Regions from separate parts of the Homo sapiens genome. Here region 1 is linked to region 2. The links are chromatin loops, found by intact Hi-C in ENCODE. Cell type or tissue: CD4-positive, alpha-beta T cell. All regions are shown on one strand. Each heading gives the region's core, and the rest is flanking DNA. Links, peaks and the distances in the headings are about the cores only. Region 1 overlaps LMCD1-AS1 (LMCD1 antisense RNA 1). Region 2 has its middle 340 kb from the start of GRM7-AS1.

Region 1 (2,917 bases), core at 92-2,591, 480 kb before region 2:
TTGATATGGCATTACAAGGACAGTTTTCTCTGCAGTACTAGTGAGGAGAAATGATATGTCTTAAGTGCAGAGAAAGCAGAACATTTTCATCTGGGACAAAAGAAATGAAAACAGCTTGATTGACAGCCTAGTAACATTAATAAACTTCGAAGGTAGAGAGCTGCTCTTACTTTAAACATCCCAGAGCAATTCTATCAGAAGAATAAATACTCTGTATTCCAAATTCAAACACTTTCAGTTGCCTTTGGTTGAGGCAATTGTATTCTAACAGCAACATGGCAGCTTTAACAAGGTATTTACATTTCTATGTAAAATCTCAATATTCCCTAACTCTGATTCTATCCCCTCTTTCCTTTGAGGGTGCTTTATTTGACACAGTGTGGTATTGGATCCTGTAGGTACCCATATCCCCTGGCCTCTTTACCATTTGAGTGCACTCTGGCCTGACTACCAATTGCCATTTCTACATCTCCATCCAGGGTTCTCTCTTGACTGCTGGAGCAAGATGCCTGGTGGGCTGGGAGGGCCAGATAACGAACACCTTTGTGAGCTTTCCTCAACCAATGATGGACTGGAATTGGTGGATAGAGCCTCCAGAGGGCTCTTGTTCACCTCCAATCGGGATGACTTGGAGACGTGATCTAACACTGACTTCCAAAGATTCATCAGAATTAAGCTCCAGTTTCCCATCGTTCCAACTTGCTCAATCACACACCAAATGGTTTTCTTCCGTTCTCTGCTTTACCTCCCCCTCACTTTCCCGTATCTTCTGAGATTACTCCCAAATAAACTACTTACATTTCAATCATTCCAATCTTGTCTCAGGGACTGCTTCTTGGGGAATCCAAAGTACAGCAGTTGTTTTCAAGGAAGAAAAGTTATTTTCAGCCCTTAGACTGGGTTAATCAAATGTCCTCAAATCACGAAGGCAAGTGTCCCAGTGAGGACAGGGAAACACACAGGCATAGGTTGGGTGGGTAGCCTGGAGATGCGTGAGGATATGCTGCCCCTGAGGCCTCAGCAATGGCTTTTATGGTGGGTTTGATGCCAGCCAGTGAGGGGAGATCCCTGGACAGCAGCAGGACCTCAACCCTAGGGAATGTTCAGGCTCTTGACACCATTGGAAGAATTTAAGGATGAGTCAGAGAGTAGCGAGAATATAAGAGCTTTTATTGCAAAGCAAAAGTACGCACTCAAGAGAAGAGTGCCCCACAGGGTATGAACTTTCCTTTATTATGGGTTTTCTTTAATTAGAGGGTGGTATTCATTAGATTCTATAGAAGGGACGGGGATTTCCCTGAAATGAAGTGTCATGCATTGTTATACCAAACCTGGGCATATTCAGAACTGTCATGGTGCCCATGGGTGTGTGATTTAGCATGCTAATGACCGTATAATTATGTTCTAGGTGAAAACTGGGTCAAATCTAGTGCCATGTTGGGTTTGGATTTGGCCTGTTTTAACCAGCTTTTGCCCACATCCTGTTTGTCAGGGACTTATCAGCCCCTTGCTGCTACAGCTGCAGTTGGTTTTAACAGTTCCTTCCTCACCAGTCATGTGAGTCTTTTTTTTTTTTTTTTTTGAGACAGAGTCTTGCTCTGTCACCCAGGCTGGAGTGCAGTGTCACAGTCTTGGCTCACTGCAACCTCTGCCTCCTTGGGTGTTCAAGCAATTTTCTTGCCTCAGCCCCCTAAGTAGCTGGGATTACAGGTGCCCGCCACCATGCCCAGATAGTTTTTGTATTTTTAGTAGAGGTGAGGTGGGGTTACACCATGTTGGCCAGGCTGATCATGAACTCCTGACCTCAAGTGACCCGCCCGCCTCGGCCTCCCAAAGTGCTGGGATTACAGGCATGAGCTACCACGCCCAGCCTCATGTGAGTCTTTAATGGCTGCCTTGCCTTAGTTGTTCCCTCATGACTGTCCTGTGACCACCCTGTTATTCCTTTCTCAGGTTGAGATGGGAAAAGCACTGATGTTCTCTAAAGCATGAGAACTGGGAGCAACTGCAGTCAATGGACACCCCTGGATGGATGTTCCAGGGAGGAAAGTCCATGCCAGAGAGGAATGTGGTCCACGATATCTCAAAGCTGGCTGTGAACCCAGGCATGCCAGCTCTGGAGATCTGGCTTTGACCCAGGGATGGGCACAATTTCTCTGAAAGGGTTAGATAATAAATGTTTTAGAACTTGCAGGCTGTATTAGAGTTTTCTAGAGGTACAGGACTAATAGGATAGATGTATATATGAAAGGGAGTTTATTAAGGAGTATTGATTCACACGATCACAAGGTGAAGTCCCATAACAGGCCGCCTGCAAGCTGGGGAACAAGAAAGCCAGTCCCAAAACCTCAAGAGCAGGGAAGCCGACAGTGGTATAGTTCAGTCTGTGGTCAAAGGACCAAGAGTCCAAAAGCTAAAGAACTTAGAGTCCAATGTTTGAGGGCAGGAAGCATCCAGCATGGGAGAAAGATGTAGGCTGGAAGACTCAGCCAGTCTATTTCTTCCATGTTCTTCTGCCTGCTTTTATTCTGGCCCAGCTGCCAGCTGATTAGATTGTGCCCACCTAGATTGAGGGTGGATCTGCCTCTCCCAGTCCACTGACTCAAATGTTAATCTCCTGTGGCAACACCCTCACAGACACACCCAGGAACAATACTTTGCATCCTTTAATCCAATCAAGTTGATCACAGGCCATAAAGTTTCCCTTACAACTACTCAACTCTGCCTTTGTAGCAGGAATGCAGCATTTGACAACACCCAAACAAATGAGCATGGTTGTGTTCCAATAAAATTTTATTTATAAAAACAGAGGAGGGTCAGCTTGGTTCTTTGTAGTTTTCTGATCTCTGCTCTAACTCCACTGCTTAACATTTTTATATAAAAGGTTGTTTTTGGATACAGGAGCCCAATTGTGAGG
Region 2 (2,917 bases), core at 104-2,603:
GAGTTCAGGCCAAAGTAGGACAGCTGGGCTGGAAGCTGGCACCAATCTTTTCTGGTAAGGGAATGGGGTGGAGCAATCCTGTTGTTCCCAGGCACTATGATTACAGACTCTAGTGAGGCTGTGTTGCCAGTGCTGGTCTACTCTGGGGCCCAAGGCTTGTAGAGATTTCCTTGAACTTAAGAGTTGCCCTCACAGAATGTCCAGATGGCTCTCTACCCCAGTCTAGAAGGAAGGCTGCAGGAGGGATAGGGGGAATCTCTCATTCCCAGGAGAGGTTCCCAGACAGGTCCCTGTGGAGAGTTCATTCACTCACCCTTTCCTGCTTTTGAGAGGTACTCCCAGCTCTGCACTAAACTAATACAAGCTGGTTTCCAGCCTCACTCCTCTCTGCTCTCTCTGTTCCCCTGCTGCCTTGATGGAACCCGATGTAGTTTCTCAGATGACTGGCCTTGCAGGGCCAATGTTCGCCAGCCCTCTTGTTTCTTCTCTGTGAGAGTGGCATACATAACTGCTTCTAGTTCACCACCTTGGCCTAACCCCCACCTCATCTTTCTCCTTCCCAATTTTTTCTTTCTTTCTTTTTTTTTAATTTTTTTTTCTTTTATGAGATGAAGTCAGACTGTCACCCAGGCTGGGGTGCAGTGGTACAATCTCAGCTCACTGCAGCCTCTACCTCCTGGGTTCAAACGATTCTCCCACCTCAGTGTTCTTGAGTAGCTGGGAATACAGGTGTGCACCACCACACCCAGCTAATTTTTGTAGTTTTAGTAGAGACGGGGTTTTGCCATGTTTCCCAGGATGGTCTTGAACTTCTGAGCTCAAGAGATCTCCCGACCTCGGCCTCCCAAAGTACCGGGACTGCAGGTATGAGTCACTATGCCCAGCCCTTCCTTTCCAAACTTCATAGAAATGACCTATCCCTAGTAAGCTGTTTACAGATAGAAATAACAGCTCTCAGCATTATTAACAAATTATTTTAAGGTAAACTCCATGAAGGGAGAACAATTAGATGTAAAAATAAAAATGGGCTGTTTGTCTATTTCACCACTATTTTTCCATACTCTTTCTGAATAACTGATAAATTATCTTGCTGTGTTTGAGCATTAGACTTAGACATTTGTGATTAGAAAACCCCTCAACTAGTCATATATAACCAACCCTGAGTTCTGGCATTTTTCACAGGTTACTATTGGCACTTTCATTTTCTTGTGTAAATAAACCCAAGGCAATTAAATGACATCTCCCTCTATCAGCTTAAAACAGGATGAAAGGCATGATTCAATAACTTCCTCCCTATACCCAGGCTCCACACAATTTCCTGTTGCTATTTTGTGAAGAGACTTTGATGTGGTTTGGTTCTATGTTTCCACCCAAATCTCATCTCAAATTGTAATCCCCCACATGTTGAGGGAGGGACCTGGTGGGAGGTGATTAGATGATGGGGGTGGATTTGCCTCGTGCTGTTATCATGACAGTGAATGACTTCTCATGAGATCTGATAGTTTCAAAGTGTGGCACTTCCCCGCTTGCTTTCTCTCTCTCCTGCCACCATGTAAGAAGATGCTTGCTTCTCCTTTGCCTTCTGCCATGATTGTAAGTTTCAGGAAGTCCCTCTAGCCAAGCGGAACTGTGAGTCAATTAAATCTCTTTTCTTTATAAATGACCCAGTCTCAGGTCACTTATAGCAGTGTGAAAACAGACTAATACAGACTTCTTAAACAATCTATTTTTTGTCATTTGTTCACCCACCACCCCATGCATCTTCATAACAAGTACCCTGTTCTTAAATACCCACATATCACAAATTTACTGCTTAAACATTGTTTTCTTTCAAGTTCCATGTGATTTATTTCTACAAAAGTGATAGGATTTATGAATCTTTATTTTTTGAAATAAGTGCAATTTAAGAGAAAAATGAAAAGAAAACCACATTTTTTGAACCATCTGAGAATAAGCTACATGTGATGTTTCCTGGAATATGTTGAATATTTCAGCCTATATTCTCCATGAACATTCTCTTTGTTTATAGAATAATCATAGAATTACCATCAAAATCAAGAAATTAACATTACTACATTACTAACAGCCATTCAAGTTTTGCCAAATATCCCAGCAATGTCTTTTATAGCCAAAGGAATAAATAAGAGTCACATTTGGCCCACAGTTTCATATTATTTTAGGCTCTTTCAATTTGGAATAGTTCCTAGTCTTTCCTTGAAACTTTTTGAAGAGTGTAGGAGAGTTATTTTTTAAAGAAAGTCCTTCAAGTTTATCTGATGTTTATTTCATGATTGAATTCAGGCTATGCCTGTTTGGCAGGAATATCACACAAATGACTCCACATTCTTCTTGCATCTTATCAGGGAGTGCATGATTTCAATGTGACTCATCAATAATGATATTCACTCTAATCACTTAAGGTAGTGTTTGCCAGGTTTCTTTACTATAATGTTTTTTCCCTTGCGTATTTAATAAATACAATCATTCTTCAGCAACCTTGGGTGACTGGCTCCAGGACCACCTGTGAATACCAAAATCCACTGATACTCAATTCCCTAACATAAAATAGTGGAGTGTTTGCTCATAAGAAGCTTGTCCAACCGGTGGCCCAGGATGGCTTTGAATGCATCCCAACAAAAATTCATACACTTTCTTAAAACATTGAATTTGTTTGCAATTTTTTGAAATTTTTTAGCTCATCAGTTATCATTAGTGTTAATATATTTTATGTGTGGCCCAAGACAATTATTCTTCCAATATGGCCCAGGGAAATCCAAAGTTTGGACACTCCTGGCTTATAAGCTGTACATATCTTCCTATATACTTTAAATCATATTTAGATTACTTATAATAGCTAATATGTCAAGGCTATATAAAATAATCATATTGTATTGCTTAGGGAATAATGACAATATTT

The links. A loop is a pair of places that touch in the nucleus more often than their neighbours do. Peaks named below come from ENCODE experiments on the same cell type or tissue, not always from the same donor. Only the 100,000 strongest peaks of a DNase experiment are listed, where the experiment ranks them.
Region 1: a loop joins it to region 2, with 2.6 times the contacts of the local background. A loop is called at or near these places in 2 of 110 quality-filtered maps.

What each region holds. Positions count from the first base shown.
Region 1 is chr3:8,355,936-8,358,852 of GRCh38, reverse strand. All of the region lies in intron 3 of LMCD1-AS1 (LMCD1 antisense RNA 1), which reads left to right. Among named protein-coding and RNA genes, the nearest start is that of LMCD1-AS1, 140 kb to the left of the region's middle. In CD4-positive, alpha-beta T cell, for the core only: no CTCF peak of the experiment used is centred there; a DNase peak (open chromatin) is centred at 1,462; H3K27ac peaks cover 1,946 bases.
Region 2 is chr3:7,875,470-7,878,386 of GRCh38, reverse strand. No RefSeq gene overlaps it. Among named protein-coding and RNA genes, the nearest start is that of GRM7-AS1, 340 kb to the right of the region's middle. In CD4-positive, alpha-beta T cell, for the core only: no CTCF peak of the experiment used is centred there; a DNase peak (open chromatin) is centred at 1,386; H3K27ac peaks cover 370 bases.